Regions from separate parts of the Homo sapiens genome. Here all the other regions are linked to region 1. The links are chromatin loops, found by intact Hi-C in ENCODE. Cell type or tissue: PC-9. All regions are shown on one strand. Region 1 overlaps LOC283731 (a long non-coding RNA gene). Region 2 has its middle 31 kb from the start of LOXL1-AS1. Region 3 has its middle 29 kb from the start of GOLGA6A. Region 4 has its middle 19 kb from the start of STOML1. Region 5 holds the start of STRA6 (signaling receptor and transporter of retinol STRA6). Region 6 overlaps CCDC33 (coiled-coil domain containing 33). Region 7 overlaps CCDC33 (coiled-coil domain containing 33).

Region 1 (4,000 bases):
TTTGTTTTGTTTTTTGTTTTCGTTTTTGTTTTTGTTTTGAGACAGAGTCTCACTCTGTTGCCCAGGCTGGAGTGCAGTGGTGTGATCATGGCTTATGGCTGCCTCGACCTCCTGGGCTCAAGCGATCCTCTGGTCTCAGTCTCCCTCCAGAGTAGCTGGGACCACAGTTGTGTGCCACCACGCCCAACTAATTTAAAAAAAATGTAGAGATGAGGTCTGACTATGTTGCCCAAGCTGGTCTTAAACTCCTGGGCTCAAATATTCCTTCTATCTTGGCATCCCAAAGTGCTGGGATTACAGGCATGAGCCATCTTGCTCAGCCATGTTCCCCTTTGAATGCAGGAGTATCGCCTCTTCCAGGCAGGAGTTCCTCTTATTCAGTGAGACAAGCACAGACCCAGATAATTACATGAGCTGCCACTGGAAGAGCTGCTGTTAATTTTGATGGCAATAAAAGGCCTTGCCAGTACGTTAAGCTAATTTCATGAAAATGCTGGGAGGAGGGTCATGGGCTGGATCCCAGATTATTAATAATGTCGAGCTTCATTTGAACCATTCAGAAAATTCCTCTCAGTTGCCTCCAGCAAACTGCAACAGGTTGCTACTTTCCTCTGAAATCAACAGTCTTCTCATAGGCAAATGTGGATTTTTTTGTTTTTCCCTAGAAAATAATTAAAGTCACAAAGTCCAATAAATACTTAAACAGAATGTAGTTTTAATTAAAAACCTTCCACCAAGTCTGCAGTTGCGGGTCTCTCTTTGCAAACAGGCATGCTGACAAGCATCAGTCTAAGTATCTGAAACTAGAAACCTTTACAAATAATAATAGTAAATCTGGTTTCTACATATACCCATGGTGTGTGTGTGTGCAAAGGGGGTGGTGGTGGTGAAGAGGTCTGGGGGCAGAGCCAAGGTGCTCCCCTGTGGAGGAGGCAGGACACAAGCCTGTAGGGGTGTGTGCAGCAGAACCTTTTATCAAACTTGTGTCCCACTCTGCAAGGCAATAATAATGGCTAATTCAGCTATTATATAAAAAACGTATCTCAAGTACTGAGCACTAAGTGTCAGGTACTAAGTGCTTTGCGTACATTGATTCATTTAATCCTCAAGGTGACCGAAAAGCATAGGTATTTTTTTTTTTTTTTTTTTTTTTTTGAGACAGAGTCTCGCTCTGTCGCCCAGGCCGGAATGCAGTGGCACTATCTCGGCTCACTGCAACCTCTGCCTCCCGAGATTCTCCTGCCTCAGCCTCCTGAGTAGCTGGGATTACAGGCATGCACCACCACGCCCGGCTAATTTTTGTATTTTTAGCAGAGACGAGGTTTCACCATGTTGGTCAGGCTGGTCTCGAACTCCTGACCTTGTGATCCGCCCGCCTGGGCCTCCCAAAGTGCTGGGATTATTACAGGTGTGAGCCACCGCGCCTGGTCAGTACTCTTATTTATGCCTTTTTTTCTTGAGGCACAGAGAGGTTAAATAGCTTGGCTAAGGACACACAGTCAGTACATAATGGAGTCTGACGCTAGGACCTGCCCGCCTGACGACTACATAGAACCTGTACAAGGAAAGGCCGGAGGAGGGAGTATAAACAGGGCCTGGCTTCCCTGAGGAGTGATCTTTCGACTGGAAATTAGAAAAGGAAAGCAGCTTCTTGAGGGTGTGGGGCTGGAGAGAACATTTGTGTGTGTGTGTGTGTGTGTGTGTGTGTGTGTGTGTGTGTGTGTGTGTGTGTGTGTCTGTGCGCGCAGAAGCTGAAAGATGGGAAGTAGTGAGTGTTCAGGGGCTTCTGACTGGAGGGCAGCCTTGGGGAAGGTCTCCGCAGCCTTAACCGGCTGCTATGCTGGGGATGTTTGATGCCCATCTGGGCCCCGGCTTTCTTATTCTCAGAGGCCCTTCCCACATCTTTAGGCAAGTCCATTAAATCCTCCGCGTGCCACATTAAAATACAAGGGCAAGTACAACTCTGAGTGCAGTTGCAACAGAATCGTTTGCACAATGTCGCATGTCTTAAACATTCAATCAAACATCGATTACTTCCAATTTTGCAGTTTTCTTTGCCCCTGTTAGCGCCAACAGATTTTTTTTTCCAGATCTCAGACATTTATTTTAATAGGCCCCTGACAAAGTCATAAGACTCAGAGAGAAGGGAGAGTGGGAGAGGTGTATAGGAAGGTTTTGTGCCAGGGACTAGTCGCTCAAGAATTAGGAGACGCCCTGGGCACTGGAAACTACGCAGCGCGAAGTAGGGACAGCGCCTGTGTTGTGTAGTGGACCAGAGGTTGCTGATACCTGGGACATAGACTGGGTGGGCACGGGAAGTAAAGCCTCGGGACTTTGGTTAAGCGCGCCCCACTGGCGTATCGCGCCGCGGGACTGCAGAGCCGTGAGCAGCGGTCGCCTTGGTGCAGGGTTCCAGCCACATCTTCCTCGCCCAGCCAGCACCCTCTGCCGTTGACCCGCCTCTGCGCCCGGCAAGCGGCTTCCAGCAGGGGGCGCGCGCGGACCAGGCTTGGGCCCTAGAACAGCGCGGATGGAGTCGCTGGAGCAAGTCCCCAGATCCAACCGGTTTCAACCCTCCCCACCCTCCCGACGCTCCGGGTTCGCGACGTTGAAGTTAAGGGTCGATCCGCAGAAAGCGGCCAGGGGCTCCAGCTCTCCATTCCTGGGTCTGTCTGGGGTCGGCTCCAGCCTGGTTAGAAGCCTTAGTCTGGATTCGGCAGATTCTGAATCTGGGACCCTCTGCGCTAGCGGCTTGGAACCTTGTCACCCTCCCCTCCCCCACCCCTACTTCCACACACCTGATTAGTTGTCTGTTTCTTTAATGATCAAAGACGTGGGCGGCGGCGGGATGAGGTCTTGGTTCCCGGCTCCACAGCCCTCCCTAACTGTCATTATTAACGTTATAAACATTAGACCCGCTTCTGCGCGCCGGACGGCGCCGGACGAGGTGCGCGCAGTCTTCTAGCTGAGCTCGGAGGCAGATCCAGAAGTCGCGGCTCCCACCCCAGGCCTCGGCGGACTCTGCCTGGGGCGACTCGGGCTCCAGCCCTGCCCGGGCGGGCACTGGGCTCTCCAGGGTCGAAGGCAGGGGTAAGGGGCGTCTTTCCCCCAGGGCAGCCTCCGGGAACAAAAGCATTTGCTGTAGAGTGAGCTAGAGCCTCCGGGCCCGCGGGAGTCAGCTCCCGCCCAGGGGTGGTCACCGCGTCCTTAACCACCCCAGGAGCCCCGTCTCCCTGCCGAACTCCTTGGCTTCTGCAACCCTGTCAAGACAGCAAGGAAAGGGGGTCTTCCCTGGTCCTCGGGCCCCGAAGTTTCGGGGTTGCTTATAGGACGGGTTCCTGCAGTCCAGGGAAGCTCTGGGCAGATAGCGAGCCCATTCTCCCTTCCATTACCCAGATTCTGCCTCCCTGCGGAAGGCAAAAAAGAAAGAAAGAAAATAGGTAAAAACCGGCGGAGGGCCTTGAGCCTCCCCGCCTGGCGCCCCTCACTCAGTCCCGAAAAGTCCCCTGGACACGCCATGCCGGACCGGACTCAGCTCCCGCTGCTGGGCCCCTGCCTCCAAATATCCTTCCCAGGCACAGGCTCCCAAGACCGCCCCCTCAGGGTTCCCAACACCCGGACAACTGCCCAAGACGCCGCTCCCCGCCCCCACCCCCACCTTGTTCGGCAGACAAAGAAGGGTGTGCTGGCCCCGCCGTCTGCCTCCTTCTCCCGACCCCACAAGGCCTAGAAACCTCAGGGACTCACCCCGGGCTAGGGACCCAATCCTGGCTGTCCCACCACAGGATCCCCGGCAGGGACGGGTCACAGTGCTCTCACCCCTCGACCATTTTCGAAGACACCTTCCCTGAAAGGCGCCTTGCGCCCTCCCCATGGGTCGGCGGGGGGGGACTCCAGGCCCGAGCAGGCGGTGTGAAGTTCTGTGTTCTGAACTGGGGCTGAGCAAGATGCGATGGTCTCAGCCCGCTGGGCCGCCCGTAGCGACGGCAGGAGTAGGGGA
Region 2 (4,000 bases), 170 kb before region 1:
TAAGGGTCAGGAGAGCAGCCAGATGCTGGGACCCAAGGGTGCCTGTGACACACACCACCCTGAAAGTTGCAGCTGAGCTTTTCTGAGAAGGATGGCAAAGTCCTGGAAAAGCTTTAACGACAAAACTCAACATATGGAAGGCAGAGGAAGCAGGTAAGGATTCTGGTCTCCTTTTATGTGAAATAGCTTTAAAAAAAACTTTTTCAAAATCACGTTTAATATGCGTTGAGCCCCCTGGCTACCAGGTGGGAAAGTCAAAGTCCTGAATCATTTACTCCCACCCTAGACACCTTGAACTTCAGAACTTCAGAGAGGAGTCCTGTGGTCTTTAGTCCTCCTGGTCACCGCTCCCTGGCTGATTCACTCTCCTCCAGGGGCGGTGTCTCCACTTCCTGCAAAGCTTGGGCACATGGGCAGCCATGTCCCTCGAGGTTCGCCACCTCCCCAGGGCACTGCCAGGAGGCACTGTCCTCGTTACTAGCAGAGCCAGAGCCACCACCACAACCATAGCCACCACCTCCCCAGCCCAGGGAACTCTCCCAGCCTCTTTCCTCGGCCTGTCTTCACTCCCTTCTAACTACTCACTCTTTTCCTCTTCCTCTCTGGGGCAACCTTCCATCATCCCTGCCATGTGCCTTGGTTCAAGGAATCAGCTTTGGATTCTGGCCCTTAAGATGAGGAGTCACAAGTACCTCCTAGGAATGAGAAAGAGGAAAAGACCTAGCAGGGGAATGCCAATAATATTAGTGACACTCACTAATTTCTTCAACACTTAGCCATGGGCCAGGCCCTGCTCTAAATGCTCTACAAAGGTTAAGCCCATTTAATCCTCACAAGAACTCTATGAGGGAGACACTGTCATTCCCATTTTGTAGATGGACAAACTGAGGCACAGAGAAGTCATGTGACTTGCCCTAGTTCCGTCAGCTAGTGAATGGGAGAGCCAGAATTCCAACACAGGCACATTTCTGGAGACAGGGCATAGGTTCCTCCAGATCCTCAAAGGCATGTGGGACCAGGAAAGAAGCCATAGGTCTGTGCTCTGAAACATGGCAAGAACACTGTTCAAACCATCCCATCATCTCCTTCCTCCACGAGTCCTCTAGAATCATGTGTGGCTCCTGGAAACCGCAGCTTGAAAAGGATTGGTGAGAAGCCTAATTCCTCCTAGAAGTAGTGTGGTAGTGTAATTCAGACTTAGATTGTTCTTTATGGGTGAGAGAGAGGGCAAATTACAATAGATAAACTGGCTGGGTGCCGTGGCTCATGCCTGTAATCTCAGCACTTTGGGAGCCTGAGGTGGGTGGATCGTTTGAGCCCAGGAGTCTGAGATCAGCCTGGGAAACATGGTGAAACCCTGTCTCTACAAAATACACAAAAATTAGCGGGGCTTGGTGGTGCACGCCTATAGTCTCAGCTATCTGGGAGGCTGAGGTGGGAGGATTGCTTGAGCTCAGGAAGTGGAGGTTGCAGTGAGTTGAGATTGTGCTGCCGTACTCCAGCCTGGGCAACAGAGTGAAGCCCTGTCTCAAAAATAAATAAATAAATCATCGGCTAGTCAACAAAATATTAATAGAAAAATATGGGATTAGAAGGGATAAGAACACAGCCATGGAGATGACTTTTGAAATTGAAGAAACTAGTGCATGCTTATAAATTGGAGTGTCCCAACATTAAATAATAATTTTCTAGTATTTCTAAATTGCCAAAATTGACTCGAGTGAAAAGCACAAAAAGACCAATTACCACAGAAGAAAATTTAAAAATTATCATCTCTAAGAAAGACACCAGCCCTAGGGAGTTTTAGCATGAGTTATTTCAAACTGGAAGAACAGTGAATTTCTGTGTTATGTAAACTCTTCCAGAGCATATGGGGAAAATGCTGAATTGATTTTATGCTTCTGAATTGATTTTATTAAGCTAATCCTAACACCAAACTCTGATAAAGATTGCTATCCTGCGCCACCCACCCTCACGCTGATAACCACAGACCAATTTTACTCCTGGCTGTGAATACAGAAGTCCTGGATAAAATGCCACCAGTGGAATCCTGTACCATTGTAATACCAGATGCAGCCCGTGTTTGGCATGCTTTCCCCTCCACCAGATGTGTGCTAGGGCAAAACTGGAACCTGATATCTGGGTCCAGGCAATTTGGACACAACATTCACTTCTGTGGTCCTAAGCGCCCCCTCTCAGGAAGCAAAGAGTAAAATGAAGCAGGTGTCCAAAGCTTGCAAATATGCAGAAAGGCTACAGCTTGGATTACTGCTGTTGACTGGCAACATAGTTAACCACAATATCCTGTTAGAGTGATCATTCATCATTTCTTTTTTTTGTTTGTTTTGAGACTGAGTCTCTTTCTGTCGCCAGGCTAGAGTGCAGTGGCGCTGTCTCGACTCAGTGCAACCTCCATCTCCCGGGTTCAAGCAATTCTCCTGCCTCAGCCTTCTGAGTAGCTGGGACTACAGGTGCCTGCTGCCATGCCCAGCTAATTTTTTTATTTTTAGTAGAGATGGGGCTTCACCATGTTGGCCAGGCTGGTCTCAAACTCCTGACCTCAAATGATCCACTCGCCTCGGCCTCCCAAGGTGCTGGGATTACAGGTGTGAACCATCATGCCCGGCTGTTATTTCTTTTCCTTGCTGAGAAGTTCTTAAGTATTTTTTGTGCTTTTTTTCCTTTTTATGGTAGGTGGCTACCTTCTCTACCTTTTCCCTGCAGGGTTTGATAACATGATTGAATAAGCAAGTCCTAATAAATGCCCTCTTTGCTGTATCAACATGCATACCCCCGAAAACTTGGGAAACAGTGCCTGTCGTGCCCTGGGAAACCGAATCCTGGGCCCAAGGGACATGATCCAGCTGGTAGTGCCCCTGTGCCAGGTGAGAAAAAGAGACCTTGCCCTCTGCTGGAGTTGCAGCAGCCTGGGAGCTTCTCAGCCAGGGAACAGATCATCGCTGCAGCTGGAGGACACCCTATTTCAGATATGTGACATCAGAGGCCATCTCATTTCTGATTCACAGCCATTGCCCCTTCCACTTCTTCACAAAAATTCAAGTATATTAAGAAATACATATTTTTTTGAGACGAGGTCTCACTCTGTCGCCCAGGCTGGAGTGCAGATCATGGCTCACTGCAGCCTCGACCTCCTTGGGCTCAGGCAATCCTCCCACCTCAGCCTCCCAAGTGGCTGGAACTAGAGGCACGTGTCACCATGCCTGGCTAATTTTATTTATTTATTTTTTGTATTTTTTTGCGGAGACAGGGTTTCGCCATGTTGCCCAGTCTGGTCTCAAACTTCTGAGCTCAAGTAATCCTCCTGCCTCTGCCTCCCAAAATGCTGGGATTACAGGCATGAGCCACAGTGTCTGGCAAAGAAATAATCTGCATACAGCAAAATTTACCCTTTTTAGGTGAACAGTTTGATGAGTTTTGACAAATATATGCAGTGATATAAATACCCCCACAGTGAAGATGTAATACCTCCATCACTCAGGACTTCCCTCTTGCCTCTTTGTGCTCCGTTTTCTACCTCCCACCTCCAGCCCCCGGCAACCACTAAGCTGTTTTCTGTTTCTGTAGTTTTGTCTTTTCCAGAATCTCAAATATGTGGAACCACATAGTATGTGGCCTTCTATATCTGGCTTGCTTCACTTAACATAATGCTTTTTTAATTTAAATTTTATTTTTATTTATTTATTTTTGAGACTGAGTCTCACTTTGTGGCCCAGGCTGGAATGCAGTGGCGTGATCTTGGCTCACTGCAACCTCCGCCTGCCAGGTTCAAGCAATTCTCCTGTCTCAGCCTCCCAAGTAGCTGGGATTACAGGCACACACCACCATGCCTGGCTAATTTTTTATATTTTTAGTAGAGGCGGGGTTTCGCCATGCTGGCCAGTCTGGTCTCCAAATCCTGACCTTGTGATCTGCCTGCCTTGGCCTCTCAAAGTGCTAGGATTACAGGCAGGAGCCACCGTGCCAGGCCTATTTTTCATTT
Region 3 (4,000 bases), 73 kb before region 1:
GCCCCACGTTCTGACAGATTTTGTTTATCAGACAAATTGCACTTAGTCATGCTTCATTCATTTTTCTCGGAGACTTCCCAGGTTACATAGACCTGAGATAATCTCCCCATCTCGCCGTCACCCCCCACGAAGTCACTCCATGTTTCTGTTTGCAATACAGTCTTACATGGATCAATATTAGATTTTCATGGTGCTCTTTGCATTTTGCAACTATTGCTTAAGCTGGAGACCCAAAACGAGCACTAGCTTTAGAGTCAAAGACTCCTGGATTCCAGTTTCAGCTGAGAGACTGTGAGCACATCGCCAGCCCACTCTGATCCTGTATCCTATTTGTACAATCACCTATTTCCCATCAATTGCAAGGCTGGAAAGAAAAGTGCCCACTCTGGCCAGTACACGGTAGGAGCTTAGTAAGCTTAAGCTCTCTTGCTTCCCCACTACCCTAAAGTGTTAGGGGAAAGACAGATGTGGGGAATGTCACCTGGGAAGCTCCAGCTGTATGCTTCACAATCCTACTGAGAGGTGACAGCCTGCTGGCAGCCCTGGCTCGCTCTCGGGCCTCCCCTGCCTTGGCTCCCACTTTGGCGGCACTTGAGGAGCCCTTCAGCCCGCCACTGCATGGTGGGAGCCCCTTCCTGGGCTGGCCGAGGCCAGAGCCGGCTCCCTCAGCTTGCGGGGAGGTGTGGAGGGAGAGGCGCAGGCAGGAACCGGGGCTGCGCGCGGCGCTTGTGGGCCAGCGCGAGTTCCGGGTGGGCATGGTCCGCAGGCCCAGCACTGGGAGCGGCCAGCGGGCCCCGCCAGCCCCCCGCAAGTGAGGGGCTTAGCACCTGGGCCAGCAGCTGCTGTGCTCGACTTCTCGCCAGGCCTTAGCTGCCTCCCCGCGGGGCAGGGATCTGGACCTGCAGCCCTCCACGCCTGAGCCTCCCCCCACCGCCCCGCTATGGGCTCCTGTGCGGCCGGAGCCTCCAGGACGAGCGCCACCCCCTGCTCCATGGCACCCAGTCCCATCGACCACCCAAGGGCTGAGGAGTGCCTGCGCACGGCGCGGGACTGGCAGGCAGCTCCACCTGCGGCCCCCGTGCGGGATCCACTGGGTGAAGCCAGCTGGGCTCCTAAGTCTGGTGGGGACTTGGAGAATCTTTATGTCTAGCTAAGGGATTGTAAATACACCAATCAGCACCCTGTCTCTAGCTCAAGGTTTGTAAACACACCAATCAGCACGCTGTGTCTAGCTCAGGGTTTGTGAATGCACCAATGGGCACTCTGTATCTAGTTACTCTGGTGGGGGCTTGGAGAACCTTTATGTCTAGCTAAGGGATTGTGAATGCACCAATCGGCACTCTGTATCTAGCTCAAGGTTTGTAAATGCACCAATCAGCACTCTGTGTCTAGCTCAGGGTTTGTAAATACACCAATCCACACTCTGTATCTAGCTAATCTAGTGGGGACATAGAGAACTTTTGTGTCTAGCTCAGGGATTGTAAACACACCAATCAGCACCCTGTCAAAACGGACCAATCAGCTCTCTGTAAAATGGACCAATCAGCAGGATGTGGGTAGGGCCAGGTAAGAGAATAAAAGCAGGCTGCCCCCCCCGCCCCCCCCCGCCCCAGCCAGCAGTGGCAATGATGCTTAGATTCCCTTTGACGTTGTGGGGGTTTGTTTTTTTTGGTCTTTGAAATAAATCTTGTTACCGCTTGCTTTTTCAGTTCACGGTGACTTTATGAGCTGTAAGGCTCACGGCGAAGGTCTGCAGCTTCACTTCGGAAGCCAGCGAGACCACCAACCCCCCTGGAGAAAGGAACAAGTCCAGAAGCACCACCTTAAGAGTTGTAGCACTCACGGCAAATGTCTGCAGCTTCATTCCTGAGCCAGCAAGACCACGAACCCCCCAGAAAGAACAAACGCCCACCACCAGAAGGAACAAACTCTGGACACGCCGCGAGGCGTGTAACTGTAACACACACCGCGAGGGTCTGTGGCTTTATTCTTTAAGTCAGTGAGACCAAGAACCCACCATTTCTGGACACAATGCCAATGAAAATTCTGAATTAGGCTTCAGTTTACCATCTACAAAATGAGACAGGACAGGAGTGGGTAGGAAGAGGAGCTTGGCTTTGTTAGTTTAAAGTGGGCTGGTCTGATTGTGTAACGCGGGCTTTTGTTGGCTCCAGCCAACTCCCCAGGCAGGGCTTCACTTGCTCTGAATGTCTTTTGGCCAAGTCCATGGCTGTCGAGGGTTGGGGTGGGGTGGGGAGGCGGCGTGGAGGATAGTGGGGTGGGGGTGGAGGAGGGTGGGGGTAGAGGGGGGTGGGGGTGGTGGAGAAGCAGTTCCCCCATGTAACCTGCAGGTGGCACCAGAGCAGCGCAGGATCGTGGGTTCCGCTCCAGCCTTCCAGGAGACCCAGGCAGGGCGTGGTAGGGCGAGGCAGAGGTGGTGCAGAGCGCTCAGCTGCGCAGCAGCATGAGCGTGACTACAGATCAGGCCGCACCGTTTAAAATGGATACATGGGTCTTCTGGCTAACTTCCTGTCTTTGGTAGGGTGATCATATGCTTTATCATCCAAATCCAGACACTTAAGAGAGTGAAAGGGGCACTATAATAATTGCACGAGGACAGCAGACATAACTTTAGCTGTACCTTGCAAACCAGAACATATGGTCACCCTACCCTCCGGTCACTTTTTCTTCTTTGTTTCCATTCTTTTAATTTTTTTCCCTTTTAAACACACAGCATTATCTTTCCCTGAGCACCATTGTCTTTGCAAATGCTCTTGCAATCGGGATATTTTTGACCTGGCAACATGCATATTCAGTCTGAACAGTCTCTCTGAACCTACCCCAAAACCTGGTTTTAGCTTCCAGGCAGAAGACTCTGTTCCCTGGCTTGCAACCCCCATGACTCAAGAATGAAAGATGTCAGAAGATGTCACAGGTGGGACAGTGGCTCTTATCTCAATTTTGGTGCCTCTTTGCTAAATGTATTCCTGTAATTTTTTTTTTTTTTTGAGACGGAGTCTCGCTCTGTCGTGCAGGCTGGAGTGCAATGGTGCAATCTCGGCTCACTGCAAGCTCTGCCTCCTGGTTTTATGCCATTCTCCTGCCTCAGCCTCCCAAGTATCTGGTACTATAGGCACGCGCCACCATGCCTGGTTAATTTTTGTATTTTTAGTAGAGACGGGGCTTCACCACGTTGGCCAGGCTGGTCAGAAACTCCTGACCTCAGGTGATTTGCCCGCCTCAGCTTACTAAAGTGCTGGGATTACAGGCATGAGCCACTGTGCCCGGCCCTATTCCTGTAATTTTGTTCTGAGTGCTCATTTCCTTCGTCTCTTTTAATTTACGTATATTGGTTTATTGAATTGCAAGTAGACAAGTCCCATTAAGCAGGATTCTTGTATTTCCAAGATCATCTCATTACTCCATTCAACCCCAAATTAGCATGCCATTTATCCCCTTGTTTCTGAACCCTCTTCACTTAATAGTCTTGAAAACATCCATCCATTGCAAAAAGGACTCGAACTGTTTTCACGTCCATTTTTAGTTGATTCATTGATATCCAAGTAATGATTTGTCTAGGGGAGTCATTAGTAGAGAACTGTGCCGTTAAATTTAGTTTTATAGTTGGATTCTGCTAGTTAATATCTCTCTCTTGTCATTCTCACATTGCAACAAATGACTATGGTTCCTGTCTTAACCTAAAATCCAGGTTAGAAATTTGGTTTTATCTGAATAAGATATTAATAGATAATGTGAGAAAAATAATTTACTGAAACTTTTCTCAGCTAAGAATGACACTCGTCGTCATTAAGCAAGTGGAAAATTGGGCTATAAATATATAAACTCTTAAAATATTATGTTTAGAGACAAGGTATTCCTTTTTTTTTTTTTTTTTTTTTTTTTTTTTTAGTAAAGCATATTTGCTATGGTTGGAATGATTGTGTCTCCTTTAAAATTCATACTGGAACTTAATCCCCAATGTGATAGAATTAAGAGGTGG
Region 4 (4,000 bases), 150 kb before region 1:
GGAGGCCGAGGTGGGTGAATCACCTGAGGTCAGGGGCTCGAGACCTGCCTGGTCAACATGGTGAAACCCCATCTCTACTAAAAATACAAAAAATTAGCCAGGCATGGTGGTGGGCACCTGTAATCCCAGCTACCAGGGAGACTGAGGCAAGAGAATCACTTGAACCTGAGAGGCGGAGGTTGTAGTGAGCCGAGATTGTGCCATTGCACTCCAGTCTAGGCAACAAGAGCAAAACTCTGTCTCAAAAAAAAAGTTTTTCTTCAGTAATAAATTAGCCTTAGCTTTCTACAACTTTATGAACTTTAAAATTTTTTTTAAACTTTTTGACTTTTTATAATAACACTTAGCTTAAAACACAAACACATTATGCAGCTATACAAAAATATTTTCTTTTTTTGTATCCTTATTCTATAAACTTTTTATTTTTCAATTATTTTATTTTTACTTTTAAAACCTTTTTGTTAAAAACTAAGACACAAATACACACATTAGCCTAAACCTACATAGGGTCAGGACCATCAATATCACTGTCTTGCACCTCTACACCTTGTCCCACTGGAAGTTCTTCATAGGCAACAACACGCATGGAGCTGTCACCTGCTATTGCAACAATGCTTTTTTTCTTTTTTTTTTTTTGAGACAGAGTCTTACTCTGTCGCCCAGGCTGGAGTGCAGTGGCACGATCTCAGCTCACTGCAGCCTCCACCTCCAAGGTTCAAGGGATCCTCAAGCCTCAGCCTCCCAAGTAGCCGGGAGTACAGGCACGCGCTACCATGCCCAGCGACGGGGTTTCGCCGTATTGGCCAAGCTGGTCTCGAACTCCTGACCTCAGGTGATCCACCTGCCTCGGCCTCCCAAAGTGCTGGGATTACAGGCGTGAGCCACCACGCCCAGCGGACAATGCTTTCTTCTGCAATCTCTCCTAAAGGACCTGCCTGAGGCACTTCTTGAAGAAGTGTCCGTCTTTTCAGAAGTATGTCCATGGTGGTTTGCCAAGTTTGTTTCTTTCTTCCGTCATAGATTTGCATGAGTAATGCTTTGTGTCAGCTAAAATGTTACATCGGCTATGACGTCACTAGGTGATAGGAATTTGTCAGCTCCATTATAATCCTATGGGACCGCCATCGGATACGCAGCCCATCACTGACCTGAGACGTCGTTATTTAGGGTGTGACTGTACTTTAAGAATGCAAATGAATACCCAGGGAGGGCTGAGAACGCGTAGGTAATTACACCATAAATGAATTACTCTTAGCCAAGTAATTTCCAAGGCAAACATACAAAAATCACCTCGTGTTACCTGACAGTGCTATGTTATATTTAACGTAAGAAATCTGTGTATTTTAATATTTAATAAGGTGTGGGAAGGAACTTCCAAAGGTAATAGCATCTGGTCCTAGCAAGGTCTTAAAACGCCGTTTGATTTCAGAATGCCTCATTTTGTAGATTTAATCCAGAATCTGCAGTTTCTGGCGACGCAGTAGTCCGTCTCCCCCAGTTTCTCCTGGCCAAAGCCTCCCACCTTCCTCTCTACCCCCACAACCCTGTCAAGCGCACCTGGACCAGGTACAACAGGGGTGTGTGTGTGAGTGTGAGTGTGTGTGTGAATGCATTTGGGAAAGGCTAGGCAGGGTGAATATTCCCTAGACCCCGCTCTTCACCGTCACTCTACTACAGCAGCTCACTGCCCTGCCCCGCCCCTCCCCGGCCCTGGAAAGCAGCCTCTGGAAAGAGGAAACCAGCTATCTCCCGTGTTGCCACAAGATGGCACCACAAGCTCGGGACTGGCTTTCTTTGCGTTCCCGTCAGAAAAAAACGAGAGCTCTGACCTAGGAGCCGAGGCTCCCAGGGAGACCTCTGGACGCCACTCCCCGGGCTGCTTCTCCTCCTCGGGGTGACTCGGGCCCTCTGGAGTGACCTGCATAGCTTTGTGGTTCGGGCTCCCATGGGGCCCAGAAGCCAGCATGGAGACTTAGGGCTTCTCTTGGGCCACTTTTCTCCTCATACCCAGCATGCAGACCAAGGTTGGGGATGAATTCTGAACGTGGGGCAGAGTCCCTGTCCCCAGAGCAACTCTGAGAGCACCTTGCCCTTCTTCCCAGGGCACAGGCACCAGCCTTCCTCCCCAGCTCAGTCCCTGCTTCTTTCTAAGACAGGTTCTTGCTCTGTCGCCCAGGCTGGAGTGCAGTGGTGCAATTATGGCTCACTGCAGCCTCGACCTCCTCCTGGTGAGAGGTGACAGCGCGCCTGCAGCCCTCGCTCTCGGCGCCTCCTCGGCCTTGGTGCCCACTCTGGCCGCGCTTGAGGAGCCCTTCAGCCCACTGCTGCACTGTGGGAGCCCCTTTCTGGGCTGGCCAAGGCTGGAGCCGGCTCCCTTAGCTTGCGGGGAGGTGTGGAGGGAGAGCCGCGGGCGGGAACCGGGGCTGCGCGCGGCACTTGCTGGCCAGCGCGAGTTCCGGGTGGGCGTGGGCTCCGCGGGCCCCGCACTCGGTGCGGCCGGCCGGCCGGCCCGCAAGCCCCGGGCAGTGAGGGTCTTAGCACCTGGGCCAGCAGCTGCTGTGCTCGATTTCTCGCCAGGCCTTAGCTGCCTTCCCGCGGGGCAGGGCTCAAGACCTGCAGCCCGCCATGCCTGAGCCTCCCCCCAGCTCCGTGGGCTCCTGTGCGGCCCAAGCCTCCGCGATGAGCGCCGCCCCCTGCTCCATGGAGCCCAATCCCATCGACCACCCAAGAACTGAGGAGTGCAGGCACACGGCGCGGGACTGGCAGGCAGTTCCACCTGCAGCCCCCGTGTGGGATCCACTGGGTGAAGCCAGCTGGGCTCCTGAGTCTGTTGGGGACTTGGAGAACCTTTATGTCTAGCTAAGGGATTGTAAATACACCAATCGGCAGTCTGTATCTAGCTCAAGGTTTGTAAACACACCAATCAGCACCCTGTGTCTAGCTCAGGGTTTGTGAATGCACCAATTGACACTCTGTATCTACCTACTCTGCTGGGGACTTGGAGAACTTTTGTGTCTACACTCTGTATCTAACTAATCTAGTGGGGACATGGAGAACTTTCGTGCCTAGCTCAGGGATTGTAAACGCACCAATCAGCACCCTGTCAAAATGGACCAATCAGCTCTCTGTAAAATGGGCCAATCGGCTCTCTGTAAAATGGACCAATCAGCAGGATGTGGGTGGGGCCAGATAAGAGAATAAAAGCAGGCTTGCCCAAGCTGGCAGTGACAACTCGCTGAGGCCCAGTTTACGTTGGCGAAGCTTTGTTCTTTCACTCTTTGCGATAAATCTTGTTGTTGTTCACCGTTTGGGTCCGCGCTGCCTTTATGAGCCGTAACACTCAACCGCGAAAGTCTGTAGCTTCACTCCTGAAGCTAGCGAGACCACGAACCCACCGGGAAGAAGAAAAAACTCCAGACGCACCGCCTTCAGAGCTGTAACACTCACTGGGAAGGTCTGTGGTTTCAGTCCTGAGCCCGTGAGACCACAGACCGACCAGTGGGAAGAAATTCCGCACACATCTGAACATCAAAAGTAACAGACTCTGGATAGGCCGCGTTTAAAAACTATAACACTTACCACGAGCATCCGTGGCTTCATTCTTGAAGTTAGTGAGACCGAGAACCCATTAATTCCCGAAACACACTGGGCGCAAATCTTCCCTTCTCAGTTTTCCAAGTAGCTGGGACTACAGGCGCCAACCACCATGCCTGGCTAATTTTTTTTGTATTTTTAGTAGAGATGGGGTTTCACTGTGTTAACCAAGATGGTCTCAATCTGACCTCGTGATTCACCCGCCTCGGATTCCCAAAGTGCTGGGCTTACAGGTGTGAGCCCGCACACCTGGCCACCAGTTATTTTTCAATTGTTCTGTTTCCCTGTTCTTGCCTTACTAAGAAAGTAATTTTGAAATGACCGATCCGTTCTTTGTTTTTTGTTTCTGGTTTCTTCAGCTTATTCTGTCTGTAAAACCTGCGTCCTCTGCTCCGCTCCATGAAGA
Region 5 (4,000 bases), 76 kb after region 1:
AAACCCCGGTAGAATGGACCCAGGCAAAGCAGCTGTGGCTGGGTTCTCAGGCCACCCTGGGGCGGGCTGCCTTCCTGCTCCCACCCTCACCTGGGCTGGCCTGAGCACTTCTGCTAAAGGGAATAGGCTCTCCTCATCCTCTGAGACCATCCAAAGACAACAAGGGTGCTTGTTTCCTCAGTGACTTCTCACCAGGCTTTCTCCCTTTGGTTCTCTGCCTTCCCCGAATCCCCCAGCCTGCCCAGAGAACTTGACACTTGGAAACACCACACCCAAATGCTCACCACAGAGACCAATAACCCCTTGAAGGGAGGTCTGCTTGCCTCAACTGCTCTCAGCAGCTTCTCCATCCTGGCTATGGGCCAGAATCACCCAGGGAGCCATCCCTGCAGATCTGAATCATCTGTATTTTTAACACGTCACACATCATACCTAAGGTGACCAGCCTTAGGTGTCTTAACAGCAGGGTGAGGGATGTTGTTCTCATGTAACAGAGGCAGAGACTGAATGAACCCCAGAGAGGCTGTGACTTGCCCAAGGTCACACAGCAAATGAGTGGCAGAGCCAGACCTAGCAGCCCCTGCCCAGGAGCTGCTCCCTGGCCAGTTGCAACCTCTGCCATCACCCCATTCTGATGGCTGACAGAGTGAGGTGGGGTGGTTCCACACTTACCCCTCTGGCTGGAGCTCCTCGCCCCCCTGGGGCTCATCGATGTACCAGCTGCCATAGGAGTAGTCCTCTGTGGCCCCGGGGGAGGTCTGGTTCCCTGCTGGCTGGGACGACATTCTCTGGCCCTTCTCCTTTGACCCCAGGCGAGAGAAAAAAAAAGCCACTACAGATGTGAAAAGAGGCTTAAAAGAGAAAAAAAAAGAAAGAAAGACGGAAAACCCAAACAAAGAAACATTTCTCTTTAATCCTGAAGGTTACTTTCTTACTTTTAGCTCTCTGGGAAAAGCCCGTCTGGGACTGAGGGCCTGAGCAAGCTGGCACGGGAAGAGGACAGGGCCTCTCGTGTCCCCTCCTCCCTTCCCGCCCATCGCACTGGTCCTGCAGAGATAGCTGTCCCCTTGGGGCCCCGGGGCTCCCGCTGGCGCATCTGTCTGACCAACCACCAGCAGGCGTGTGTTCAAAGGACCATTTTCAAAGAAGGCTTGTCCAGTCTGAGCTGCCTAAAGAGACGCCCCTTCCTTCCCCTTTCCCAAGCCCACCTAGACAGACCCACAGACACACCAGAAGGGAGGCCCAGGGAGGAAGGAGTTGCAGAGATGAAAGGGTAGGCAGCCCACGGCCAGCTCCGCACTGCCTGCCTGGGCCCTCCCAGCTGGGCTCCCTTGAGCCCCTCCCCCAGCCTCAGCCTGCCCCTTTCTGGCCCCTTTGGGCCTCGGTGATGGAAATACACCATAATCCTTGACAAAGCCCCCCTCCTGGGGGAGGAGGCCCCAGCACCATTGGCGGCCTGAGCCCTGCAAGGGTGTGGCCAGGAGCCACCCCCACCCCCGCACCTGACTTCACACACATACCTGCCTTCAGCGCCTGCCCCAGAGCTCCCAAGCCCCTGCCCGCCACATCTGCAGTGCCGCACACAGACAGGAGACCAGCATTACAGCAACAACCGAGTGAGACGGACCGCTGGGGCTGGGCTGGGGCGGAGGCAGGGAAGGGGAATCTGTCCGTTTCTTCTCCTAGGGTTTCCATGAAGGAGGCAACATGTGTCTCATTGGTAAACCCTTTTTGTTCCTACAAGTTGATTTCACAAGGAGATAACTCACCCCCACAAGGCGGAAATTAGCTCTTTAAACACAAACCAGACCCACGGGTAGGCAAGAGGAGCCCCGCCTGCCTCCTGCTCCTCCTGGAGTGAGGTTGAGGGTGAGCAAGGGAAGGTCTGGGCCAGGGAGGAGGGCTCCTCCGCATTCTCCCTCCCCAGGAGCAGGACCCTGCCCCAGCCTGGAGGAAGGGGCGAGAGGCAGAAGAAGGTAGAAAGCAGTTCTCAGGCCACTGTCCCTGGTGGAGGTTTAGGCCCCTAAAACTGTGAGGGTCTCTGTCCTTCCAATACCCTACAAGGGGCTTCGGCTTGGACCCTGTCAGCTAAGGCAGTCATTCAACAGCTTTTTTAAGAAGACATTATTCATTTAGTCTTTTAACTTAAATTTATTGAACACACACTATGTGCCAGCACTGTTCTGAGCCCTGAGGCAGGAGAGATGACAGTTCAGCGGGGACACAGCCAGATAACTAAATCCCCTCCAAAGTCTGAGGGTTACAAAGGGAATCACAGGTTGAGCTGGTCTGTACCATGGGAAACCAAATTTAGTCCAAGAGCATTTGGGGATGGGGGGAGATTCCTGAAGAAAAGAACCTTTCCGTGGTGATCTGAAGGGCAGGGGAAAGTCCGCTGAGCAGAGGGTGGCAGGCTCAGGATGGGGATGGGGGTGGGGGAAAGTGTGTTCCCCACAGAGGAAACAGCACGGGTGAAGTCTCAGAGTAGACAGGGCTTGAAATCCTGGAGGCTCTCTTTCAAATTCCCAAGCCTGCAGGGCAGGATTAGGGGCTGAGCACCCTGCTAGCCTGAGTTCCTCCCCCTTCTTCCCAAATGGCCCTTCTTGCAGGAAGAGGGCTCTGTTGCTCTCCACCATCCCACAGAGATATCAGCATCTGCTGACTCAGAGCTGAACCCGAGCTTTATTTGATGTAATGAGGAGCCCACACTGGCCCTTCTGATCCCAGGGATGCGGGAAACTTGCCTTCCAGGCGCGAGTGTGAGCTCCCGGAGGGCGGGACTCTATCCCTCCCACCCCTCCTCCTGCCTTCCCCTGATGCTCAGCGCCTGGCCCTTGGGTAAGAGGGACTTCAGAAATTGAGCTTGGCAAAGCCATTGCTTGTTCTGGCGGCCAGTATTCATTTGTGGGCCTGTCCTATACAGGCGGCTGCTGTGCCCTGAGGTTCACCAGCTGGGCTTCCCAGAGTCCCCGTGCCCACACCAGAGGCCAGCAAGCCCTTCCCTGCTCAGGGGTCTCAGACTGTTACCTTAGGGAGCAGCCAACTCCCATCTGATTTTAAATCCACCTCCAACCATTGGAGTCCAGTTCCAGACAGGGAGCCCACTCCCTCTACAAGGCAGCAGTGTCAGGGGTTAGACATCCTTGCCTATCAGAAACCATGCCCTTTGGCCAGGTGTGGTGGCTTACACTTGTAATCCTAGCACTTTGGGAGGCCGAGGCAGGTGGATCACCTGAGGTCAGGAGTTAGAGACCCAGCCTGGCCAACAAGGCAAAATCCCATCTCTACTAAAAATACAAAAAATTAGCCGGACGTGGTGGCGCACACCTGTAATCCCAGCTACTAGGGAGGCTGAGGCAGGAGAATCGCTTGAACCCAGGGGGCAGAGGTTGCAGTGAGCCAAGATCGTGCCACTGCACTCCAGCCTGGACAAAAGAGGCAAACTCCATCTCAAAAAAAAAGAAAGAAAGAAAGAAAAGAAACCATCCTCTTCCTTGGAGGAAGCCTAACTCTGCCTTCCCCAGGCTGGTTTGGCAGCGAGCAAGATGAGTCAAGGCCTGCACCAAATGGAACCTGATGTATGGTAGGGCTTAGGGGAGACAACACCAGAGGGGAAGTGAAGTGGGGGAAGAGAAGAGAGACGGGAGTTGGCTGTTTGAGACAAGGTGGTCAGGGAAGGCCTCACTGAGAAGGTGGTGTGTTGCTGATACCAGAGGGGAGAGAGGGAGGTACCAGTTGGGCACTGTGTTCATCTGTTTCGCATTGCTGTGAAGGAAAACCTGACTCTGGGTAACTTAGAAGGAAAGGGGGTTTATGTGGCTCACAGTTCTGCAGGCTGTGCAGGAAGCAGCACGGCACCAGCATCAGCTTCTGGGGAGGGCCTCAGGAAACCCACAATCGTGATGGAAGGTGAAGGGGGGTCAGGCAGGACACTTGGCAAGAGAGGGAGCAGGAGAGATGCCAGGCACTTACAAATAGCCAGCTCTCACATGAACTGATA
Region 6 (4,000 bases), 180 kb after region 1:
AAAGATAATTCCGTACAAGGGTCCCTGTGCTCAAGAAGTCCCAATTGAGCAGGGAGACACATCAAGAATGGCTGGAGGAGGATGTGGTCAGGACTGGGGCTCAGGGTCCTCAGGAGATTGTGGGAGCACAGAGGGGGTCTACCTAATCCTAACCCCCATCAACTCCCACCCCAGGCAGTGCACACTTTCTACAGAATGCCAGGGTAGTCTGCAGATGTCACTGTGATAAGCAAGAGAGAAAAGCCAACCAAGCATCAGTGGCGGTTAGCATGAAACCATAACAGATCTTTGATTTGTTGGTGGAAGGGAAATGAAATTCCTCTTGTTCCTGCAAGAGGAATCTGTTGATCTGTTGAGTGGGAATTACTAGTTAGTGTGTGTGTGCCTGTCTCTCTCCAGGCCTGGCCTGGGGTCTCACCAAAAGGCACTGTGGGGCCCCAGGGCTAGTCCCTTCCCTGTCTGGACCTCAGTTTCTCTATCTGTATTAATGGAGCGAATGCCTCCCTCCAGTGAGGGATGAGAAAGTCTTAGCGGTGTGGAGGAAAGAATGGATGGGATAGGTGGACTAGAGGACTGGTCAAGTCAGGGCCTGCCCTAAGTACCCAGAAGATCAGGCTCAGAGGAGATGAGAACGAGGTCACTCCGGGCAGAGGCCACCCAGAGAGAGAGAAAATTTACTGCCGAGAGAGGGTTGGGCAGGAGGAGCATCAGGAGACATGGAGTCAGTTCTGACTTGAGGAGTCAGCCTGACTGACCCCTCCCCTCCTGGGCCTCCGTCTCCCCTCCTGTGGAGTGAGGAGCCTGGTCTTGACAATTTCCTCTTTCATCCCAGCAAACAAGGCAGGCAGAGGTGGGACAGCCTCCTGGCGCTGCTCCTTAGTGAGATGGCCGGTGCTGCCAGGTCTTGCTGTCCATCCTTAATTAAATGGTGGGTGGGCGAGGCAGGAGTGGAGCACTCTCGGTAACTAAAGCCAAGATGATGAGGCCATAAATTGCTGAGGGCTTGAATCATCGATTGGTGAGGGTGAGGTGGACTATAGAACCAGGAGCGACTGGGAGAAAGAGTTGCTAACCTGGGAAATGGGGCTTGTCCCTTCTGTGCTCTGCAAGCACCAGCCCAACCTTAGTACTCATTTTAATAACACTAAGTGTTCCCATCAAGATTCACTGAGCTCGTACTCTGTACCCAGAACTTCGGTCACAATCTCATGTAATCCTCACTCCAGACTGAAAAGGAACATACAATTATCATCCCCACTTTGTGGGAGAGGAACCTGCTGATAGCACAATAACCCTCCCAGGGCCACCAGACAAGACCGAGGGGGAGTCTTGGTCCAACACAGGTTGGGGGTCTCCAGCCTAGCACTTGAGCCTTGGCCGAGCCTGGTGACTTGGAAGTCAGGAGCCTGGTGAGCTTAACTCACCATCTTCCCAGCCTATCTGGGAGGAAGAGCTGCCTCAGTTTCCTAGTAAACACCAAGACAAGCTCTGTGGCCTCAGGCCACCCCCTGCCGAGTTCCACCTGGAACATTTGAGAGTATAAGCAAGGCCTACATACCATATGTCCAAACCCCAGTAATCAAAATATAAATCAAGCAGAAGCTAGCAAACTCCTAAATATGTTCCATTCCTCTACCTCAATAAATACACCTTATGAACAACCTCAAAGAATTCTCAGCTTCCACACTGGCCCCTGGCAGTATGGCGAGAGCCACTCCCAGGCCCCCACCCCTCAACCCCACCCATCCCCTTTTCTTCTCACACAGCTCAATTTCAGTCCCACACCTATGAGACTCTGTGGGCTCTCTCGAGTGCATAAGGGTATACTGCCACCTTCAGGAGGACAGGCCCTGGAAGCAGGGGAGTGCCAGGATCCCAGTTACCCAGGGTGAGGTCTAAAGCGGGCACGGGCTCTAGGTGGGCACGTCCCCCTTGGGACCACTGACTCCTCACCCCATGGGAAGGGTTGTACCCCGAAGAGGGCCAAAGCAGGACCTTTCAACCCACGGGGCCCAGGGCTGGAGCCCCTCTTGTCCAGGGCTAAAGGCAGAACTGTCCCTCCCCCAACCCTCACCACTAGCTTGGTGACTCTATCAGGGTGCACTCCTGAGTTCAGATTAAATGTTTTTCAGTACAATCCAATTTCTTCCTGACACACGGACTAGAAAAGCCCAGTCCATGTGTGCAGACAGACAGACACACACACACACACACACACACACACATTTGGTGCTAAATATCCAATCAAGTCCGCAGATAATAGAGACCAGCCAGTTCACTCCCAGTTTAATCAGATAAAATGCTCATTCATCGGCTCCTGCCAGAGCTGCCGTCCCCTCCTTAGGGCGGAGTCGAGGGGGCGGGGAGGGCCTGTGGGGGAAGGGGCTGAGACCCGAGTGGCTTGAGCATGTGGGCTGCGCCTTTAAATCTTCAAGGAGGGGGGACAGCGTTGCCCACGGGGGACTAATTATCCTTCAGCCTTTAGCCAGCTCTTACTCAAACAGACAAAAGGGGGCTCAGCATCTCTGGTGGCACTAAGCCTCTGCAGCAGAATTTTTTTCACTCTCAGATATGCAAATCCACCTCCACAGGGTGGACCCTGGGGTTGGGCTGCAGAGGGGCTCGGGGATTTGGAAGGGCCAGGAAGAGCAATGACAGCTGGACCCTCTCAGAGGACTAGTTTGGGACTGGAGGCATCTCACTCTTCCTCCTCAGGCTGGGTAGGGAGCCATTCAGTAGGGAGCTGCCACGCTGGTAGGGAGGGTCCTGTGGAGGCCAAGATGAAGACCTCACCCTCCTGCCTTCTCCTGTATGTGGGTGGGGGGGCTCCTGTGGAGGGCCAGTGGGCTCACTCAGAGAGCTGGCTCAGGATCTGGGAGCTGACCGTCCAGATGGGGCCCTCCTGCCTACCTCAGCCTTCCTCCTCCTAAGACACAGCCACCAGGTGACCTGTCCCAAGCCCAAATCTAGACATGCTACCCCCCGCCCTGAACCCATGCATTGTTCCCTTGCCTGCAACAGGAGCCCCTCAGCCTGATGGGCCCTGGGGCTTCTGAAGCCCCTGCCTCAAGCCTTTACCTGAACCCAGAATATTCTACCCATGCTCAATGGCAGTGGTGCCTCCTCCCAGCTCCAGGCCTGTGTTCCCGGCTCACTCCACCTTGTACCCCTCGCCCACCTCCACACCAGGTGCCTGGCGTGCAGTGGGTGCTCAGTAAGTGTGTGCTCACTGAATGCACAGAATGCCCTTCCTGAGCAGCTTGGTGGACCAGGGGTGGTCTGGATCACAGAGGTGTTTACCTCCTACTCGGCTCCCAGCCAGCACCTACAGGAACCTCAGTCTCTTTAGCTGGGAAAGGGGGACAGTGCTAGCCCTTATCCCCAGGCTGGCTGTGAAAACCTCACAGTGCCTGGAGCGGCTTCTGTGAGCCATGAAGAGCTTCTGGCGCCTTTTTTTCCTACAGTGGGGAGTGAAGAGTACAGTGTAGGAGAGTGCAGAGGGTCTGGGAACAAGCTTCCATCTCTCTCGGTCCCTCCAAGACCCACATCTTACACCACTATTGGCCACTCCTTCAGGGAATCTATTTATCCACTACAAATGGATCTGTGCCCCACCCGTTCCAGACCCCCCAAGTCCTCCACCAGCCATCTCAACAGAACAGCCTGGACTTTAAGTATGAGGGGAACTTAAAAACTCTGGGAGAAGCTAGCGCAGTGGCTCACACCTGTAATCCCAGCACTTTGGGAGGCTGAGGCAGGAGGATCACTTGAGACCAGGAGCTTGAGACCAGCCTAGGTAACATAGCGAGATGCCGTCTCCACAAAATTTTTTTAAAAAATTAACCAAGCATGGTGACACGTGCCTGTAATACTAGCTACTTGGGAGACTGAGGTGGGAGAATTGCTTGAGCCTAAGAGGTTGAGGCTGCGGGCAGTGAGCCATGTGCCCGCCACTGCACTCCAGCCCGGATGACAGAGTGAGAACCTGACTCAAACAAAA
Region 7 (4,000 bases), 200 kb after region 1:
AGCGCAGCCTCTCCCACTGGGCTATGCCCTTGCCGCTTCGATATCCCACCCAGCCAATGAGGCTCTCAGTCCTCCCTCGCCTGCCCTCTGGTGGTGATGAGGTTCCAGAGTGAATGGAGGGAAAGAAAGAAGCTTGTCCTCATGGCCAGTGGGTTCTATTGTCCTTCAGTGGCTGGGAAGGGAGCTTGGCTGGGTGGGCAGTGGCAAAGAACTGAGAGGCCAGGGTCCCAGTGGCATTGGCCCGTGTGTTTCTGGGAGTAAGGGGACTTCTTAGCCATGGTGAGCCCCAACCCCTGGGAAAACACTAGTCCCTTTCAGCAAATTTTCAGGCACAACCTCCATCCTCCCCGACTTGTCCCTGAGACGGCCCCTCAGAACTGGGCTTTTGCTCCCTGGTCTCTGGAACTGGAGGAGGCCAGCATCAATTTGCCAGCTGAATTTTCCATTGTATTTTAAAGAAATGTGGTTAATTCGCTTTATTTTATTTTATCTTATTTTATTTATTTATTTATTTTTGAGATGGAGTCTTGCTCTGTTGCCCAGGCTGGAGTTCAGAGGCACGATCTCAGCTCAGTGCAACCTCCGCCCCACCCCCGCCTGCCCCCCAGTTCAAGCGATTCTCCCACCTCATCCTCCCAAGTAGCTGGGATTACAGGCATCCACCACCATGCCTGGCTAATTTTTGTATTTTTAGTAGAGATGGGGTTTCACCATGTTGGCCAGGCTGGTCTCAAACTGCTGACCTCAGGTGATCCACCTCCCTTAGCCTCCCAAAGTGCTGAGATTACAGGCATGAGCCACTGTGCCCGGTGTACTTTTTGTATTTTTAGTAGAGAGGGGGTTTCACTGTGTTGGCTAGGCTGGTCTTGAACTCCTGACCGTGAGTGATCCGCCCCCCTCGGCTCCCAAAGTGCTGGGATTACAGGCGTGAACCACCGCACCGGGCCAAGAAATGTGGTTAATTCCCTTTAAAAGTATTGGGAAATTTAGATTAGCCAAGAGAGACCTCTCTGACATTCAAAGGACACCTACAGGAGTTCTGTTTGGCAAATCTGGCAGGAGCAGGGTCTGGGTCAAAGGATTTGCCTGAGTAAGTCAGGGAGGCAGGGAGGCCCTTCCCTGCCATCAAGGTCTTTAGGAGCTGAAGGGGGAGCATGTGCGTGGCCCTTGGCAGATGAGGAGTGCCAGGCTGGTGTAGGCGAGAAACAGCTTCTGGGCAGAGGTAGGGAAGGCTTTGAAGATAGGGGCCCAGAAGGCTGGGCCCATGGGTGGAGTGGCCAGGGCTAAATTCTGAAAGGGGGTCTAGCTGTGCTGAAAGAGGTGGAAATTCAAAGTTGGAAATTTACCATGAGGGCCAGTGGGAGTCATTGGAGGGGTCTGGAGGCCAGAGAGGATGTTCCAGTTACCTATTGCAATAACAAACTACCCCAAAATGTTATCATTTAAAACGATAATTTTTTCTTTTATTATCACATCTCATAGCTTTGTGGGTCAGGAACTCAGCCACGGCACAGCAGGTCTAAGTCCTCAGCTGGGACGACCTACGGGCAGGGGCGGGAGCAGCCAGGGCTGGGTGGGCCTCGCTCTCTCCCATACACTTAGTTTGGGCTTCCTCACAGTCTCAGGGCAGCAAGGAATTAGCAGCTAGCAGGGAAGAATTGGGGTTACTGCAAGATGGGTCTCATCCCAAGCCCCTGTCCTCACCACTCAGCCCCAACATCTTCCCTGGAGCTAACCCAGGATAGAGGCCCCAGGTTCAAGATTCACTGAGTGACTTCAGGCAAATCTCTGCACCTCTCTGGTCCCAATATCAGAACTTGTGAGATGGGGGTTCCAGGGCTAGAGGTCTTGGAAGGCTGGCTGGACCACCTGGAGGAAGGACATGTGCTCCTGGAACTGGGGAGAGAGACAGCTCCGCACACACCTTCCCCACAATATGAGCTGTGGGCCACTCAGGTTGGCCTCATCCCACCACAGGCTGAAGCTGAGTGTCTGTGGGAGGCGGCTGCCCTCTGCTGACTGCAAAGGCAAACCACATGCAGATGGCCTGGGCCTGCCAGCGATGGATCCTGGGGATCCGGGGAACCCTGAGATTGGGTGGCCGCCCAAGGAAGGGGACAGAGGAGAGGGTGTGTGCCTGGTCCAGCAAACCCACCCTCTGCACCCACTTCAACACTAGCCAGACTGCCACCCACACTACCTCAGACCCAGCAACCTGTCTCAGGCCTCCTTCTCTGGGAGAGTGAAGCCCCTCCCCGCTCCTACCCCTGCTCCAGCCCATACCTCCCCTATGCATCCCTCCCTCTTACCTTCTAAGTCTCCAGGAAATCCTCTCTCTCCACCACTATGCCTCTCCTTGACCCTGTTTTCCTAGCTACCTTTGACCCTTCTCAACCTCACTGTCCCCTCAGACCTTACCCACAGCACCCAGCATTCAGAGCACTGGCCAAGGTCACTTCCTCCAGGCCACACCAAGAGGCTCCCTCTGCAGATCCGGAAACTGCTAAGCCTTCTCTCCTTTTTCCAAAATTCTTTTAAATTGTGAAATGTAACCCATTTCACAATTTAAGAAAAATTGCATTGAACATATAGAACATAATTATTATAAATTATTATATAGCAAATGTCCATGAAACCACCACCCAGGTCAGGAAACAGCATCACCAGCATCCTCACGCCCCTCATGCCCCTCCCAGCCACACCCCTCCTCTCCTGGATGTAATCACTCTGCCAGCTTTCTGTCCTTGCTTTGCTTCTTTATTTTTTTATTTTTTAATTATTTTTTTTATTTTTGGGACACAGTCTTGCTCTATCACCCAGGCTGAAGTGCAGTGGCATAATCTCAGCTCACTGCAACCTCCGCCTCCCGGGTTCAAGTGATTCTCAGGCCTCGGCCTGCCAAGTAGCTGGGATTACAGGCACCCGCCACCACGCCCGGCTATTTTTTGGGCTTTTGTGTAGAAATGGGGTTTCACCATGTTAGTCAGGCTGGTCTCAAGCTTCTGACCTGGAGTGACCTGCCTGCCTCAGCCTCCCAAAGTGCTGGGATTAAAGGGTTAAGCTGCCGGTTGGTTCACGCCTGTAATCCCAGCACTTTGGGAGGCCAAGGTGGGCGGATCATGAGGTCAGGAGTTCGAGACTAGCCTGACCAACATGGTGAAACCCCGTCTCTACTAAAAATACAAAAAAAATTAGCCCGGCATAGTGGCAGGCGCCTGTAATCCCAGCTACTCAGGAGGCTGAGGCAGGAGAATTGCCTGAACCCGGGAGGCGGTTACAGTGAGCCAAGATCACACCACTGCACTCCAGCCTAGGCAATAGAAAGAGACTCCATCTCAAAAAAAAAAAAAAAAAAAAAAAGTGTGAGCCACTGTGCCTGACCTGCTTTGCTTCTTTATACTGTCGCTACCTGAGCATGCCTCTCGAATCACTCTGGCCTAAATTTTCTATTTTTACCTTCATGGAGAGGGCACCGTGACATACACATTGCTTTGCACACGGCTCTTTTGCTCACCTTGATGTATGTGAGGTTCACCCACATCATGGTTTCTTATTGCTCTGAAGTATCCCGCTGTATGGGTCTCCACCTGCCCCTATCTCTGCCCCATAATTCCTCACTCACTTGCCAGTTCTTTAATGTTTTTATGAAGGTGAGTTTTGCTTTGTGTCCCATTCAGACCATCTCTAGCGGCGGGTTCATCTCCATCATCCAAGCCGCAAGACTCAAGCGGAAGGTGGTTGTCCTCCTTTTGAAGCCCTCTTGCCAGCCTGCTCTCGCCGCTTTTCCTCCTACCTCTCTGGCAATTGCGCTAGTCCTGAGAGCTCCTCTCCTACCACCCCTTGTCCTTGAACCCCCTCCTCACTCCACAGTTGCCAGACGCTGAAAATCTGCTCCCTTCCCAAGGCTCCAATGGAACCAGGGCTGTCCTGCCACCTGTCCCCCACCAGGATTCACTCCAGGCTTGATCACCATCAGCCACTGCTGGCCTCCTGCACCTGA

Evidence for each region. Hi-C counts contacts between places; a loop is a spot of excess contacts. Peaks named below come from ENCODE experiments on the same cell type or tissue, not always from the same donor. Only the 100,000 strongest peaks of a DNase experiment are listed, where the experiment ranks them.
Region 2: a loop joins it to region 1, with 6 times the contacts of the local background. A loop is called at or near these places in 4 of 110 quality-filtered maps.
Region 3: it touches region 1 in a loop (9-fold over the local background); 23 of 110 quality-filtered maps call a loop at or near these places.
Region 4: a loop joins it to region 1, with 9 times the contacts of the local background. A loop is called at or near these places in 42 of 110 quality-filtered maps.
Region 5: a loop joins it to region 1, with 5 times the contacts of the local background. A loop is called at or near these places in 4 of 110 quality-filtered maps.
Region 6: it touches region 1 in a loop (10-fold over the local background); 102 of 110 quality-filtered maps call a loop at or near these places.
Region 7: a loop joins it to region 1, with 11 times the contacts of the local background. A loop is called at or near these places in 87 of 110 quality-filtered maps.

The regions. Positions count from the first base shown.
Region 1 is chr15:74,125,218-74,129,217 of GRCh38, forward strand. It overlaps LOC283731 (a long non-coding RNA gene), which reads right to left. Exons shown (of 3, transcript NR_152622.1): 1 at 3,748-4,000; 2 at 2,799-3,407; 3 at 1,156-2,516. It also overlaps a transcript of ISLR2 not described here. Among named protein-coding and RNA genes, the nearest start is that of ISLR2, 3.4 kb to the right of the region's middle. In PC-9, CTCF peaks have their summits at 2,488 (motif pointing right) and 2,693; a DNase peak (open chromatin) is centred at 2,514; H3K4me3 peaks cover 833 bases; H3K27me3 peaks cover 308 bases.
Region 2 is chr15:73,957,077-73,961,076 of GRCh38, forward strand. No RefSeq gene overlaps it. Among named protein-coding and RNA genes, the nearest start is that of LOXL1-AS1, 31 kb to the left of the region's middle. RefSeq lists an enhancer at 1-863. In PC-9, CTCF peaks have their summits at 2,157 and 2,465; DNase peaks (open chromatin) are centred at 375 and 2,295; H3K4me3 peaks cover 379 bases; H3K27ac peaks cover 2,708 bases.
Region 3 is chr15:74,051,850-74,055,849 of GRCh38, forward strand. No RefSeq gene overlaps it. Among named protein-coding and RNA genes, the nearest start is that of GOLGA6A, 29 kb to the right of the region's middle. In PC-9, a CTCF peak has its summit at 2,415; a DNase peak (open chromatin) is centred at 2,412; H3K27ac peaks cover 477 bases.
Region 4 is chr15:73,971,350-73,975,349 of GRCh38, forward strand. No RefSeq gene overlaps it. Among named protein-coding and RNA genes, the nearest start is that of STOML1, 19 kb to the right of the region's middle. RefSeq lists an enhancer at 1,855-2,064. In PC-9, a CTCF peak has its summit at 1,821; a DNase peak (open chromatin) is centred at 1,772; H3K4me3 peaks cover 433 bases.
Region 5 is chr15:74,201,483-74,205,482 of GRCh38, forward strand. STRA6 (signaling receptor and transporter of retinol STRA6) reads right to left here and starts at 1,305. Exons shown (of 19, transcript NM_022369.4): 1 at 1,231-1,305; 2 at 673-800. The coding sequence starts at 785. It also overlaps a transcript of CCDC33 not described here. RefSeq lists enhancers at 1,466-1,635, 1,577-2,210, 3,696-4,000. In PC-9, a CTCF peak has its summit at 1,611; DNase peaks (open chromatin) are centred at 419, 1,089, 1,679 and 2,699; H3K4me3 peaks cover 3,241 bases; H3K27ac peaks cover 3,287 bases.
Region 6 is chr15:74,306,163-74,310,162 of GRCh38, forward strand. All of the region lies in intron 11 of CCDC33 (coiled-coil domain containing 33), which reads left to right. Among named protein-coding and RNA genes, the nearest start is that of CCDC33-AS1, 12 kb to the right of the region's middle. In PC-9, CTCF peaks have their summits at 1,867 (motif pointing left) and 2,067; a DNase peak (open chromatin) is centred at 1,809.
Region 7 is chr15:74,320,753-74,324,752 of GRCh38, forward strand. The region is part of intron 11 of CCDC33 (coiled-coil domain containing 33); the gene reads left to right. Among named protein-coding and RNA genes, the nearest start is that of CCDC33-AS1, 3.1 kb to the left of the region's middle. RefSeq lists a silencer at 1,986-2,105. In PC-9, CTCF peaks have their summits at 93 (motif pointing left), 2,014 (motif pointing left) and 2,223; a DNase peak (open chromatin) is centred at 2,029.